2 separate regions of the Homo sapiens genome follow, and region 1 is linked to region 2. A link is an interaction called in ENCODE POLR2A ChIA-PET data of the cell type or tissue named here. Cell type or tissue: CD4-positive, alpha-beta T cell. All regions are shown on one strand. Each heading gives the region's core, and the rest is flanking DNA. Links, peaks and the distances in the headings are about the cores only. Region 1 overlaps COL18A1 (collagen type XVIII alpha 1 chain). Region 2 has its middle 24 kb from the start of SLC19A1.

The links. ChIA-PET counts read pairs that join two places held together with the same protein. Peaks named below come from ENCODE experiments on the same cell type or tissue, not always from the same donor. Only the 100,000 strongest peaks of a DNase experiment are listed, where the experiment ranks them.
Region 1: POLR2A ChIA-PET joins it to region 2 with 5 read pairs; 3 of 35 experiments call an interaction of 5 or more read pairs at or near these places.

What each region holds. Positions count from the first base shown.
Region 1 is chr21:45,440,891-45,448,317 of GRCh38, forward strand. The region is part of intron 2 of COL18A1 (collagen type XVIII alpha 1 chain); the gene reads left to right. LOC124905042 (a long non-coding RNA gene) reads left to right here. Exons shown (of 2, transcript XR_007067909.1): 1 at 1-495. Among named protein-coding and RNA genes, the nearest start is that of COL18A1-AS1, 20 kb to the left of the region's middle. RefSeq lists enhancers at 1-162, 1,343-1,852. In CD4-positive, alpha-beta T cell, for the core only: no CTCF peak of the experiment used is centred there; a DNase peak (open chromatin) is centred at 3,111.
Region 2 is chr21:45,562,734-45,570,060 of GRCh38, forward strand. It overlaps a transcript of SLC19A1 not described here. Among named protein-coding and RNA genes, the nearest start is that of SLC19A1, 24 kb to the left of the region's middle. In CD4-positive, alpha-beta T cell, for the core only: no CTCF peak of the experiment used is centred there; no DNase peak of the experiment used is centred there.

The DNA.
Region 1 (7,427 bases), core at 1,495-5,494, 120 kb before region 2:
TGGGAGCAGGGCTGGAACCTGGGGGCAAGATCAGCACTTCTAGGACGTTATCGTGCGTGGGAACCACGGGACGCTCACTCATAGGAGGCTCAGCAGTTCTCTCGCTGTGCCGAGGCTGATGGAGACCTCACTGCTTGCCCCCGGGATGCAAACCCCGGGGACACCCGCCTTTCCGCTCCAAGCTCTGCCCACCGCCTCACATGGCCCTGGGAATTACAACAGACTTTCCCATCTCCCCACTATGGGCGGAATCTGCTGCAGCTGCCCAGACCTGGGGTCTTGCAGGTTCTGGACACCACAGCTCCCCTACACACAGAGGCTGCTCCTGCGTGGCCCTGGTCCCTCACCTCTACTTCTGGCACACGCTCCTCCACCTGCTGCCCTTCAGGGTTCATCGAGGTCTTATTTTGGTTCTGTACTGGGAGAGGGGGAAGCAATGGGGCAAGACGCTGCCCCTACTGTCCCCAGAAGATGAGGGACAGCACAGATGCCCAGGTAGAGTTTTCCTGTGTTAAATCATAAAACCCCCACATGCCCATCCCAGGTGCCCCACCTGCCCCAGCAGCTGCCTCCAGGCCTCGGGACGCTTGAACCCACCTCGAGGGCTGCCAGCTCCTGGCCTGGAGGTGCCCCCACCGGGTCCTCCAGTCCTGCTGCCCGGTGGCTCTGGCCATGGTTCCCGTCCCGGGCTGTTCATGTTCCCCCTGCTCCTCTCCGTGATCTGCCATCTCTGCTTCACCAGCCGGCGCCTTCTACAGAACACGGCCGTGAGCTTCCCATGTTCTGCCGCTGGCTCTTCACGCCAACAGGTCTCCTCTGAGCAGGGCCAGCTTATGGCATGGCGCCGGGTCAGCTCTCACCTGTCCCCCTCAGACGCCCACCTCTGATATGCAACTATTTCCAGCAGAAAATGTCCCATGTCCTTAAAGGATGGAGCACGCTGCTGGGAACACGGCTCTCTCCATAAAGGAGGGACTCCCCATGCCACTCCCAAGGCCACGGGAGGCCGCCCTCAGCACAGGGTCCATGGGGTCTCGGGGTCTCCCTGCCAAAGCACAGGCCTGGTGACCCCCTGGGACCCTCACTCCAGGGAGAGGACTGTGCATCTTGTGTGCTTCTCACAGTCACTGTGTGGGGTTCAGCCCAGGGGAGGTCACCTCGCCCTCATCCACGCAGTCCTGCGGGGAGGCCCATTTGCCCTGACTGCACAGTCCTGCAGCTCGGCTGTGCCCTTGAGTGGGTGGCGCTGCCCTGTTGCCCACCGTAGCTGCTGTGGGGCCACAGCCTTGAGCCTGGACACTGGCCATGACTGGATACCACCGGTGCACAGGGTGCACGTGAGGAAACCCTGCCCGTTCTGTGCCCGTGCCTTGCTTTTTCTCCTTTAAATCCCACCTGTGAGTTTTATTTTTGTAACTGCAGAGCATGATGAAAACCGTGAAGCCACAGAGGCACACGTCGTGTCTGTGGGGAGGGCCCCTCACTCTCTGGCTGCACATCACCCATGTGTCTCACTCACCATGGGTGTCCCTGCCCCTGAGCCCACCCTCACCTCTGTCAGCTGGGCAGGCGCTGCCCTGTCAGCCTCTGCCTCCACTTCCTCCACTCCTGGACATCGTAGTCTCTGTCGCCGGGTAGTAGCAGGGCCGGACCCCTTCGGATGAGCACGCCCAGGCCCAAGAGTGGCAGTCCTGGTGTGGGCGGTGGTGCTGGTGTGGGCGGCGGTCCTGGTGTGGGCAGCGGGGCTGGTGTGGGCAGCGGTGCTGGTGTGGGCGGCGGTCCTGGTGTGGGCGGTGGTGGTGCTGGTGTGGGCGGAGGTCCTGGTGTGGGCGGCGGTCCTGGTGTGGGCAGCGGGGCTGGTGTGGGCAGCGGTGCTGGTGTGGGCGGCGGTCCTGGTGTGGGCGGTGGTGGTGCTGGTGTGGGCGGAGGTCCTGGTGTGGGCGGCGGTCCTGGTGTGGGCGGAGGTCCTGGTGTGGGCGGTGGTGGTGCTGGTGTGGGCAGCGGTGCTGATGTGGGTGGTGGTGCTGGTGTGGGCGGTGGTGGTGCTGGTGTGGGCAGCGGTGCTGATGTGGGTGGTGGTGCTGGTGTGGGTGGCGGTGCTGGTGTGGGCGGCGGTGCTGATGTGGGTGGTGGTGGTGCTGATGTGGGCGGCGGTGCTGGTGTGGGCGGTGGTGGTGCTGGTGTGGGTGGTGGTGGTGCTGATGTGGGCGGCGGTGCTGGTGTGGGCGGCGGTGCTGGTGTGGGCGGCGGTGCTGGTGTGGGCGGCGGTGCTGGTGTGGGTGGATTCCTGGAGGACAGCTGGGTCTTGCATCCAGCACAGGTCCTGGTGCCTGGGAGGTGCTTACCCCATGGCCCCAACCGGCACAAGTGTGGCTGTCACAGCTGGGGTCTGGGTAGGTCTGGCAGCCCCATGGGAACCTGGCTGTGTGAGCCTGCCCTGGGGCCTTCCATGAGAAAACCCAGTTAAGGAGCAACCTGGTAAACCCTTGAAAACCAAGTGGGCCTTCACCAGCTTGAAAGGCCGCCCGTGCCTTTCCTCCTTGGCCCTCACAGCCCAGCTCGGCATCGCAGCAGAGTCCCGGTGGTGGAGATGCTTTGCCACTGGCCACCCAGAGCTAGGAGCCTCGGCCAAGGGCTCCCTCCTTGCACTGTGGTCTCTCGGGACCTAGGAGGTCCCGGGGTGTGGACTGTGCTGAACTGTTCTCCGACAGGCGGCCCTTTTTCTCCCACGTGGGCGAAAAGTGAAGCCTCTGGGTGGTCCTGTACCTGTCTGTCACATCCCGGGCTGCAGCCGGGTCCCCAGGGAGGCCTCCGTGAAAACACAAATCAAGTGCCAATTTCCTGGTGAAGAGTCTTTATGAGAGCAATGCGGCCCCGTGCCCCTTTACGCGGCTCTGCTGGTGGAGAGGAATAGCTGAGCTGCAGCACTAAGGAGAGATGCCTGCTGCATGATCCCCTAGATGCGTCCGAGGGACACTGGACATCTGGTGGCCCTCCAGACTCCTAGGAAGGGGACCGTCCTCCCAGTGGCAGCCAGGACTGCCTGTCCTCTTTTGGGTGGCCAGGATGTCACAGGGCGAGTAGGTGTCTGGCCCTACCACTGGGGGGCCATGTTGCCACGCAAGAATTCAGTGTCCCTCTGTGGGGAACGTGCTTCCCGGCTGCCACGCTGTCGCTCTCTCTTGTCTTCTGTTCGGCCCCTTCCCCGTTGCACATCCTGGCCTGGCGTGGTCGTCCCGTGGCGTCCTCTACCCTTTCCCATGTGACACATTCGCTCCATGGTACCTCCTGCCTCCCGAAATCACCTCTAAGTTCACTTTGTGCCAGGTTTTGTTCTCCAGCGCATCTTCAGTGCTGCGAGCAGGCTGGGCTTGCAGCAGGAGCACGGGTGTGCGTGTGGAGTGAATGAAGGGCCGTGTGCCCGAGTAGGTGGCGTGCAGGGGTGTAGTGAGGTGCGTGCAGGGGTGTAGTGAGGTGTGGGATGTGCAGAGTGAATGAAGGACGTTGTGCTCGTGTGGGTGATGTGCGGGGTTGTGGTGAGGCGTAGGGCTGGGGTCAGCTGGTCGTCCGGACTTTTGGTTTTCTGGCTGTAAAATGCACATGCCAGGATAGTTGTGAGGTGCACGCTCACTCGTGCATGGAGGGTGGTTCCACAGTGCTGTGGACAGAGGAGCCCTCGATAAATGCCAGCTGCGAGCACCGGGGGCCAGCACGAGAGCAGCTCTGAGAGCCTGGGTCGTGCAGGGCGAGAGAGGCTCCGGGGAGTGGAGGCTGTGAGCCAGGGAGGAAACACTACTCCACGTGTTAGGAGGAAGCCACGTGCTCCTCGAACATGCTGGTACTAGGTTTGAAAACCAACATTAGCAGCAAAGATGACTCCGTGTCCATACCCTAGTTTTTAAAAGTTGATATAGCCCCTCTAAAAATGAGTTTGAAAGCACAGGAATTTATAAGAGAAAAACTTTCATCAAATACATGAAAAAAATCAATCTCACTCAAAATGGAATTAATAAGAAATCAAGCAGCATTAAGGATTGCGTGGTTTGGAAAATGTGATGTGGGTCTCCCTTGATTGTTTTGAATGGCTTTATTGAGATGTAATTCACATTCCGTGCAATTCACTCGAAGTGTACAATCCAGTGGTTTTCAGTATATTCAAAAATCTATGCCACCATCATCCCCATCGACCGTGGAACATTTCATCACTCCAGAGAGAAGCCTTTCCGCCGCCCTCCCTCCCTCCAGTCCTGGCCACCGGTCATCTCCTTTCTGTCCCTGGGTTCCGTCTTCTGAGCTTCCATACGAATTAAACCATGGAACGTGTGGTCGTTTCTGTCTGGCTTCTTCCCCTCGGCCTGTGGTTTCCGGGTTCGTCCGTGTTGCACCCTGTCCCAGGGCTTCATTCCTTGCTGTCACTGAATAATGTCCCACCAGGTGGAGGCACCATGCTGTGCTTATGGATTCAGCATTTGGTGGACTTCTGAGCGGTGTCCACCTTTTAGCTGTGATGAACGGTGCTGTTGTGAACACTTGTGTACAAGTTTCAGTGTGGACGTGTGTCTTCGTTTCTCTCGGGTATATACCTAAGGTGGAATCACTGGGACTATGGTAACTGTGTTTACTCATTTGAGCAGCCGCCAGCCTGCTTTCCCAAGTGTCTGCACCATCTCACGTCCCTTCCTGCAGCCTTGGGAGTTCTGATTTCGCCACATCTTTGCCATCACTTGTTTTTCTCTGACTTTTTGTTTCCAGCCCATGTTGGGTGTAAAGCAGTGTCTTGTGGTTTTCATTTGCATTTTCATGATGACTGATAATGTTGAACATCTTTTTTTGTCTTTCTTGGCGATCTGTATTTCTTCTTTGGAGAAATGTCTATTCCGATTCTTGCCCACTTTTAGTTGGATTATTGTCTTTTTGTTGTTGATTTATGAGTTCTTTACATCATCTAGATAGAAGTGCTTCCTCACATATATGATTCGCAAATATCTTCTCCCATTCTGTGAGATGTCATTTCACTTTCTTGATGGTGTCCTTTGAGGCACAAAACTTTTAAGTTTTTACGAAGTCCAATTTATTTTTCTTTTGTCACTTGGGCTTTTGCTGTCATATGTAAGAATCTTTTGCCAAATCCAAGGTTATGAAAAAGAAAACCTTCAAAAGTTTTTTTATTTTAGCTCTTTTATTTAAGAGCTAAAATAAAAATTTTAATAGCTGCATGTGGTGTGAAGTAGGGATCCAGCTTCGCCCTTTTGCGTGTATCTGTTCGTTGGCCCAGCACCGTTTGTTGAAGGCTGCTCTTTCCTCACTGAACAGTCTCGACATTCTTGTCAAACATGAGTTGCCCGTAGGTTATGAGTTTATTCCAGAACCCTCAGTTCCACTGCACCGATGCGTGTGTCTGTCCTTGCGCCACTCCCACACTGTCCTGTTACCATCGCATTGTAAGTCTTAAAACTGGGAATGTAAGTCCTTTGACTTTTTTCTAATCCAATACTATGAACAAAATAGATGGCAGATGAAATTGAAAATTTCCTAGAAAGGTGCAAACTACTCAAACTGATTCAACAAGAAATAGACAATGTGAATAGATATATAACAAGTGAAGAGGTTGAATTAGTAATCCAAAAACACCCATAAAGAAAAGCCAAGGACCAGAGAGCTTCCCAGCTAAATTCTACCAAGCATTTAAAGAATTAAAACCAATTCTCACAAACTCTTTCAAAAGACTAGGAGAGTGGGAAATGCTTCTCAATTCATTTTATGAGACCAATATTACTCTGATACCATAATCAGACAAAGACATTGCCAAAAAAAGAAAATTGCAGACTAGTTTATCTTACGAATTATGGACACAGAAATCCTTGGTAGACTACTAGTAAATAAAATCCAGCAACATATAAAAAAAATTCACCATGGCTAAGTGGGATTTATCCCAGGAATTCAAGGTTGGTTTAACACTTGAAAATCAATGTAATACATCATATCAATAGAATAAAATATTAAAAACACCCAATCATCTCAATAGATGCAGAGAAAGTATTGGACAAAATTCAACACCATTCATGAAAAACACTTAACAAGCTGGTAAAGAGCATCTGTGACAGAGCCCACAGCTGACACCGTGCTTGTGGTGGAGGAGCGAATGCTTTCCTCCTAAGATCAGGAGCAAGACAAGGACGTTCCCTATTGCGCCTTCTGTTTAACATTGTACTGGAGGTTCTAGCCACGAAAGTTAGGCAAGAAGAAATAAAAGACATCCAGATTGGAAAGGAACAAGTAAAACTGTATTTTTAGAGGCCAGATCTTATATATATATATATCATATATCATATATATCATATATCATATGTATATTTAAAAGTAAAAGTTCTAACCTCTAAAAAGTTTTTTATTGTTCCTCTAAAATTACAGTTTTTTCTAAGTAATCCACAAAAAAACTATTAGAACCAATAAATGAGCTCAACAAGGTTGCAGGGTATAAAATCAGTATAGAAAAATCTATTGTATTTATTTTGCAATGAACAATCCAAAAATGAAATTAAGAAAGAAAAATCTGTTTACAACAGCATCAACAAGAACTTATACTCTGAAAACTACAAAGCAACATTGAAAGTAATTAAGGAAGATCTAAATAAATGGAAAGTTATCCCATGTTTATGGATTGGAAGACAGAATACTCCCTAAATCAACTAGAGTCCACACAACTCCTGCCAGAATCCCCACTGGCTATAGAAATTGTCAAAGTGACCCCAATACTTAAATTGAATTTCAAGGAACCCAGAATGGCCAAAGCAATCCTGGAGAAGAACAAAATCGGGGGACCTCTTGGCTCTCGAACTTCTTAGAGTCTTTGAAAATATCTGCTTTGTTTTGGGTAGAGCATGGATGGTTCCCTTAGAGCCTATAGAGCACATTGAGGTCTTTTGGTTCGCCCTCAGTGAACTTTATCACATCAAGCAGGAGATGTCGGTGAGCCTCGCTGCCCTGCTGTGCTCCACCCATTGGCCCCCCTTGCAGCAGCATTCAGGAGAAGACAGAGGCAGCGTCTTCTGCCAGCCTCCTCGGACTGGAAGGAGTAACAAGGCTTTGAAGGCATGCAGGAATAACACCCACACAGAGCCCCAGGGGACATGGATCGAGGTCTGAAAAGCATTTCTTCCCACCCTCTGCTGAGTCACCTGGACTGCCAGAGGTAGAGCTGGCATAGGGAGTTTGCCAGAAGACATCAGGAAGAAACCTCTATTTTCTCTACAAACATCCTTTGAGAACATTTCAAACCTGCATTGACGTTGATACGATGATCAGAAAACGCTCATACACACCTTCCATTCGACTCACAAGCAAACACTTGCCACATTTTTCCCAGGCACTCCCTTTCTCTCCATCTGTGTCCATATCCACACACACGCATATCCACATGCACAGGT
Region 2 (7,327 bases), core at 1-4,000:
GTACTTACGGTAGATTCCAACAATCCGCAGAAGATCCTCCTCCGGTATCTAGGTGTGAATGGATCAGAGGGGAAGGAGCTGAATTTACGGTAGATTCCAACAGTCCATGGAAGATCCTCCTCCAGTGTCTAGGTGTGAATGGATCAGAGGGGAAGGAGCTGAATTTACAGCAGATTCCAACAGTCCGTGGAAGATCCTCCTCCGGTATCTACGTGTGTACGGATCTGTGCAGGTGTGAGAGGCAAATACTCAAGGCCAGGGAAAGACCATCAGAAAGAGAAGCAGAAGTGACCCTTAGAGCTCATGCACAGGCAGGAATGTTGCCTGTTCCGCCAGTCAGAGCAGAGATCTCATGGCCCATGGGACGTGGAGTGGAGCACTCAGAAGGCTTTGCCACAGTAGGGGAGATAAACTCGTTCTAGGCTAAAAACTGTTCTGACCTTGCCTGAAACGTTCAAAGCAAGCCTCGGGAGAAACAAACTGTTTCCATGTAACTTAATTGCATTCCAGAACAAAGCTCAAGAATATTTGTAGGAAGACAAAAATGTCAATTATTTAACAAAGTAAACTCAGAATATCTGGCATGCAATCAAAAATTAGTGGGCATGCAAAAAAGAAAAAGAAAACGTAACCCAAAATGAGGATATAAATTAATCCATAGAAACAGATCTAGAAATGACAAAGAAGGTAGATTTAGCAGAAAAGGACATTAAAACAATTATTGTAACTATATTTTTATGTTCAAAATGGTAAAGAAAAGAGTGAGTATTAGGAGGAGACACATTGAAGATTTAAAAAAAAAAACACAAATCAAACTTCTAGAGATGAAAACTACAACGTCTGAGGTGAAAAGTACACTGGATGGGATCCCCGCAGATTAGACATTGAAGAAGAACAGATGCGTGAACCTGAAGACACAGCAACAGCAATAGAGACTGTACAAAATAAAACACACAGAAAAAAATACTTAAAAAATGGACAGAGCATCAGTGAGCTACAGGACAACTTAAAGTGCCCTAATGCGTGTGTAATATTAAGGCACTTTAAGTTGTAAAACAAGGATTTGAACAAGGTAAACCCACAAATCCAAGAATCTCAGTAAACCCCAAGCACAAGAAATATTAAGAAAACAACACCAAGTCACATTATAATCTAACTGCTCAAAACTTGTGTTAAAGAGAAATTTCTTAAAACCAACTAGAGGGAGGGAAAACTTCACATACAGAGGAATGAAGATAAGGATAAGGATGGATTTCTGATTGGAAACAATGCAAGTGAGAAGACCATGGAGCAACCTCTTTAAAGTGCCAACAGATTCTTTTTCTTTTTTTCTTTTTTCTTTTTTTTTTTTTTTTTTGAGACGGAGTCTTACTCTGTTGCCAGGCTGGAGTGCAGTGGTGCGATCTCGGGTCACTGCAACCTCCGCCTCCCAGGTTCAAGCAATTCTCTTGCCTCAGCCTCCTGAGTAGCTGAGTCTACAGGCATGCTCCACCACGCCTGGCTAACTTTTGTATTTTTAGTAGAGATGGGGTTTCACCATGTTGGCTAAGATGGTCTCAATCTCTTGACTTTGTGATCCACCCGCCTCAGCCTCCCAACGTGCTGGGATTACAGGCATGAGCCACTGCGCCCGGCCGAAAGTACCAACAGATTTTTAAAAAGTGTTAGAATTCTATACCCGAGAAAAGCATCTTTTAAAAATGGAGGTGAAATAGACTTTTTTAGGAATCCAAAGACTGAAAGATTTCATCAACAGTAGACAAATGTCATATGACATGTTAAAGGCAGTCGTCGGACAGAAGGACAATCTGAAGCTGGACAAAGGAATAAAAAGTATTGGAAATGGAAAATATGTGGACGAATATTAAAAACTTACTTTTAAAATATCCTTAAAAGATAACCAACTGCTTAAAACGAAAAGAAAAAACCTAATGATGTATTGTGAGGTTTAAAAATGTGTGAGGTTGGCCAGGTACGGTGGCTCACACCTGTAATCCCAGCACTTTGGGAGGCCGAGACGGGCGGATTGCTTGAGCTCAGGAGTTTAAGACCAGCCTGAGCAATGTAGCAAAACCCCATCTCTACAAAAAATACAAACAATTAGCCGGGCATGGTGGCACATGCCATAGTTCCTGCTACTCGGGAGGTTGAGGTGGGAGGACCTCCTGTGCCCGAGAGGTCAGGGTGGCAGTGAGCCATGATCGTGCCATTGCACTCCACAATCCAGCCTGGATGACAGAGTAAGAAAGACCCTGTCTCAAAAAAAAAAAAAGTGTGAGGTTTAAAAACGTGTGAGTTTTAAAAATGTTTGACAACAGCAAAAAAGGTGTGAGAGGGGATGGAAAGATGCTATTTTAATATCACATTACTGCGTAAGTTAAAGATACATACTATTTATCTTAAAGCTACAAATAAAAGAAAAAACAAGAATTATAGCTAATAAGCCAACAAAGAAGATAAATGGAATTAAAAACACAATGCAAAAGAAGGCAGAAAAAAGAAAAAATAACAGATGGAACAAATATAAGAAGAAAAGTAAGATAATAGATTTAAACCCAATCATATTAATAATCACAGTCATGTTCTAATTGCCCAAACAATTCAACTGGGGCAGAGATTATATGATTAGATAAGAAAGCCAGACTCAACTTTATGTTGCTGACAGGGAAAAACACTTTAAATATAAATATATAAAATTGGCTTAAAATCAAAAGATGGAAAAATATATACCATCGCACTATTCAAAAGATGGCCAGAGTGGCTATTACAATATCAAAGTAGATATCAGATAAGTAACATTGTAAGAAATAAAGAGGATTTTTTATAATAATAAAGGGATTAGTTCATCAAGAGATCTTAACAACCCTAACCATGTACGCACCTAATAAAGCTTCAAAATACATGAAGCAGAAACAGCTAGAATGTAAGGAGAAGTACACAAACCAACAATTACAGTCAGAGAGTTCAACACCTCATTTCAATAACTGATAGAACAAATTGATAGACAACTTAGTAAAGGCAGACAAGACTTGAAGGATACTATCAGCCAAATTAATATTTATCAAATATGTCACCCAGCAACAGGAGAATACACATTCTTTTCATCTGTACACAAACAATTTACCAAAATAGGCCGTATTCTGGGTCATAAAACAATTCCCGGCCGGGTGCGGTGGCTCATGCCTGTAATCTCAGCACTTTGGGAGGCTGAGTTGGGTGGATCACGAGGTCAGGAGATCAAGACCATCCTGGCTAACATGGTGAAACCCCGTCTCTCCTAAAAAAATACAAAAAAAATTAGCCGGGCGTGTGGTGGGCACCTGTAGTCCCAGCTACTGGGGAGGCTGAGGCAGGAGAATGGCATGAACCCGGGAGGTGGAGCTTGCAGTGAGCCAAGATCGCACCACTGCACTCCAGCCTGGGTGACAGAGCGAGACTCCGTCTCAAAAAAAAAAAAAAAAAAAAATTCCCAATAAATTTGAAGGTTTCACTGCATCATGGTATGTTCTCTGGCCAATCGGAAATATATCAGGTATTAATAATACAAAGATTTCTGAATAATCTCTAAATATTTACAAACTGAAAACAGATATCTGAATAACCCACCAGTCAAAGAAACGACGAACAAGGAAATTAGAAAGTATTTTAAACTGGTTGAAGATGAAAACACAATTTGAGATTCTTTTTCTGCCTTCTCTGGTTTTAACTGAGCATCTTACATGATTCTGTACACATTCCATGTATTTCTTTTCTTTGCATATCAATTTTTATTAAAAAATTTTTAAGGTGTTTTCCTAGAGTTTGCAATATACACTTACAACTAATCTAAATCCACTTTCAAATAACGCTATGTTGCTCCACATACAAGTATCTTGTAACAGAATATTCCCAGTCCTCTCCCATCCCTTACCACATTGCTGTCATTTGTTTTACTTACCTATATGCTATAATCACCCAATATCATTATAATTATTACTTTTAATAAATAGTTGTATTTTAGATCAACTAAGAATAAGGGGGGGAGGATTTTATATTTATTCATCCTCAAACACTTAGTTTCTTTATATAGATTCAAGTTTCTGACCTATATAATTTCCTTCTTCCTAAGGAACTTCTTCTAATATTTCTGGTAGAGCATGTCTGCTGGTGATTAATTCTCTCCATTTTTATTTGTCTGAGAACATTTTTATTTTTCCCTTACGCTGAAGAATAATTTTACTGGATATAGAACTCGAAGTTGGTGGAGTTCTTTCAACATTTTAAATATTTCACTCTGCTCTGTCCTTAGTTAAATGTAGACACAAAAATTCTCAAATTATGCCCAACAACATATAAAAAAGAAACTCCACTGTGACCTACTGGTGTTTATGCCAAGAATGTAAGGTTGGTTTAGCAATGGAAAGTCAATCAATGGAATTCACCACAATAAACATAAGGAAAAATCATGTGGTCAATAGATACAGAAACACATTCCTGATAAATCTTAAAAGCATAAGACTCAGTGAAAGAAGTCAGGCAGAAAACACTACACACTATATAACCCCAATGATGTGACATTCTGGAGAAGGCAAAACCATTGTGCTAGTAAAAAGATCAGTGGTAAAGAGTTTGTGGGAAGGGCTGGAGGACTGAATAGCTAAAGCACGGGAGATTATTTAGGGCAGTTATTCTGTATGATAGTGTATTGGTGGATATGTGATATTATAAACTTATCAAAAACCTGTGAAACTTTACAGTACAAAGAATACACCCCATTGTATGCAAATTTAAAAACCATTTAGGAAGCTCAAGGACCTCAGGATGGAATCCAGAATGTGACAAAACCATCTAACTGTATTACAAACGCATGGAACATCCTCACTGAAGGGAGTGGGGGAACAGCACTGACCTAGTTCAGAATGAGTGGAGTCTTTAAGACTAAAGGCAAAGGAACAGTACGTAAGCACTGGACTCTAGCTGACAAAGTTGTCTCCCAGTGAGGTGTGAATTAACAGTTCTGACACTACCATAATATTGTCTTAGTCTGTTTTCTGTTGCTATAACTGAATGCCTAAGACTAGGTACTTTATAAAGAAATCTATTTCTTACCATTCTGGAAGCTGGGAGGTCCAAGGTCAGGCGGCTGCATCTGGTGAGGGCCTTCTTGCTAGTGGGGACCCTCTGGAGAGTCCCAGGTGGCACAGGGCATCAGATGGTGAGGGTCTTACAAGAGATGGCCAGACTCGCTTTTACAACAGACCCATTCTTCTGAGAAGTAACTCACTCACTCCCGGCATAACCCATTCATCCATGAACTGATTAATCCAATCACCTCTCAAAGGTCCTGCCTCTCAACGCTGCTTCACTGGGGATCAAGTTTCAACACACGAACTTTTGGGGAACACATTCAAACCACAGCACATGTATACTGAAAATTGAACAATTAAATACATGGATAGCAGATGGTAGGAGCCAGGTTTCTCACTATTAGGAGGTTACAGAAGCAAGAGGAGGCAGCTGGGATGACCCACATGGTGCTAGATTTGAGTTGGAGACATTGGTATGAACTGATGTTTAGCCCTGTATAGATTTCTACGGCTACCTAGAGAAGTATTTTAGATATGCATATATACATGGTTAATATATGCACATATATTTTCTCCTCTGTGAGCTGAGAGGGTTTGGCAGCAACAACACCTCAATAGCTATAAGCACATCTCATGCTCAGATCTCGGTTTCCAATATGCTTCTTCAATGAAAGGAACCAGGGTTCCTTGGAGAACTGGTGGATTCCAGAGCTGGGGCCAGTAATATACAAGATGAGACTAGAACATCTTGTACTAAAATGTAGTAATAAAATGCCAAAACAAACCTCAGATTGATGGGCTATGTCAAAGGGCTACAGGAGTTGACTGGAAGAGCTCCTAACGGGCAATGCTGGAACAGTGTGAGCAACAAAATCAAGAAGTGTTATTGCACTGTGACCCAAGTGTAAATACCCACAAGTCCACGCCAATCTAAATAAAGGATGCAATAACATATCCACAAATAAATGAAGGAGAAGAGACAAATCTGCATGGAGGAATGACAAATAATTTATGTAGACACTCTGCCTCAGAGGGGGCGTAACTCCCCAGTTCTTGCGTGCAGGCTGGGCACAGCAACTTCCCTCCAAGACGGACTGTTCCGGAAGGGGAAAGAACACTCTCAGCAAGGAAGCGGACAAGCTGTCTTAGCCAGGTGATGAAAGTCCTCATCAATGGTGACAATCATGCTGGTCATACGGATCCTTGACATGATTGTCTGAAGATGGTGGGTTACCTCAATGGTCTTCTTTCAAAACCCCATATTCCCAGTTTAATCATGAGAAAACCTCAGACGCCAGCAGATCCCAACTGAGAGACACTCTGCAGAATACCTGCCCAGTCCTCCTCAAAACTGACAAGGCCATCGAAAGTAAGAAAAGCTTGAGAAGCTGTCACAGCTAAGAGAAGCCTATGGGGACGAGATAACTAAACGTAGCATGGGATTCTGAACAGGATCCTGGGGCAGAAAAGGCGCCTTAGAGAAAAACTAATAATATCTGAATAAAGTGGGGACTTTGGAGAGCGACAATGTATCAGTATTGGTTCATGAATTGTAACAAATGTATCCTAGTAATGGAAGATGTTTATGAGGGAAACTGTGGGTACCAGGTATGTGGGAACTCTCTGTACCATCTTCACAATTTTTCTGTAAATCTGAATCTGTTACGAAGAGTACTTTAAGGTGGCTCACACCTGTAATCCTAGCACTTTGGGAGGCTGAGGTGGGTGGATCACTTGAGGTCAGGAGTTCAAGACCAGCCTGGCCAATATGGAGAAGCCCCATCTCTACTAAAAATACAAAAATTAGCCAGGCATGGTGGCGGGTACTTGTAATCCCAGCTACTTGGGAGGCTGAGGCAGGAGAATTGCTTGAACCAGGGAGGCAGAGGTTGCTGTGAGCTGGGATCGCGCCACTGCACTCCAGCCTGGGTGACAGAGACTCCATCTCAAAAGAAAAAAAAAAGGATTTAAAAATAAATAAAAGGAAAAACTACACTAGAAAAAATAATAAACAGTTTAGTTATGGCAAATAAGCACATGAAAGAGTGTCATTATTCATGAGGGAAACGGAAATTAAAACCCGGTAAGATGGCTGGGGCGCAGTGGCTCACGCCTGTCATCCCAGCACTTTGGGAGGCCAAGACGGGCGGATCACGAGGTCAGGAGATCAAGACCATCGTGGCTAACATGGTGAAACCCCGTCTCTACTAAAAATACAAAAACTTAGCCGGGTGTGGTGGCGGGCGCTTGTAATCCCAGCT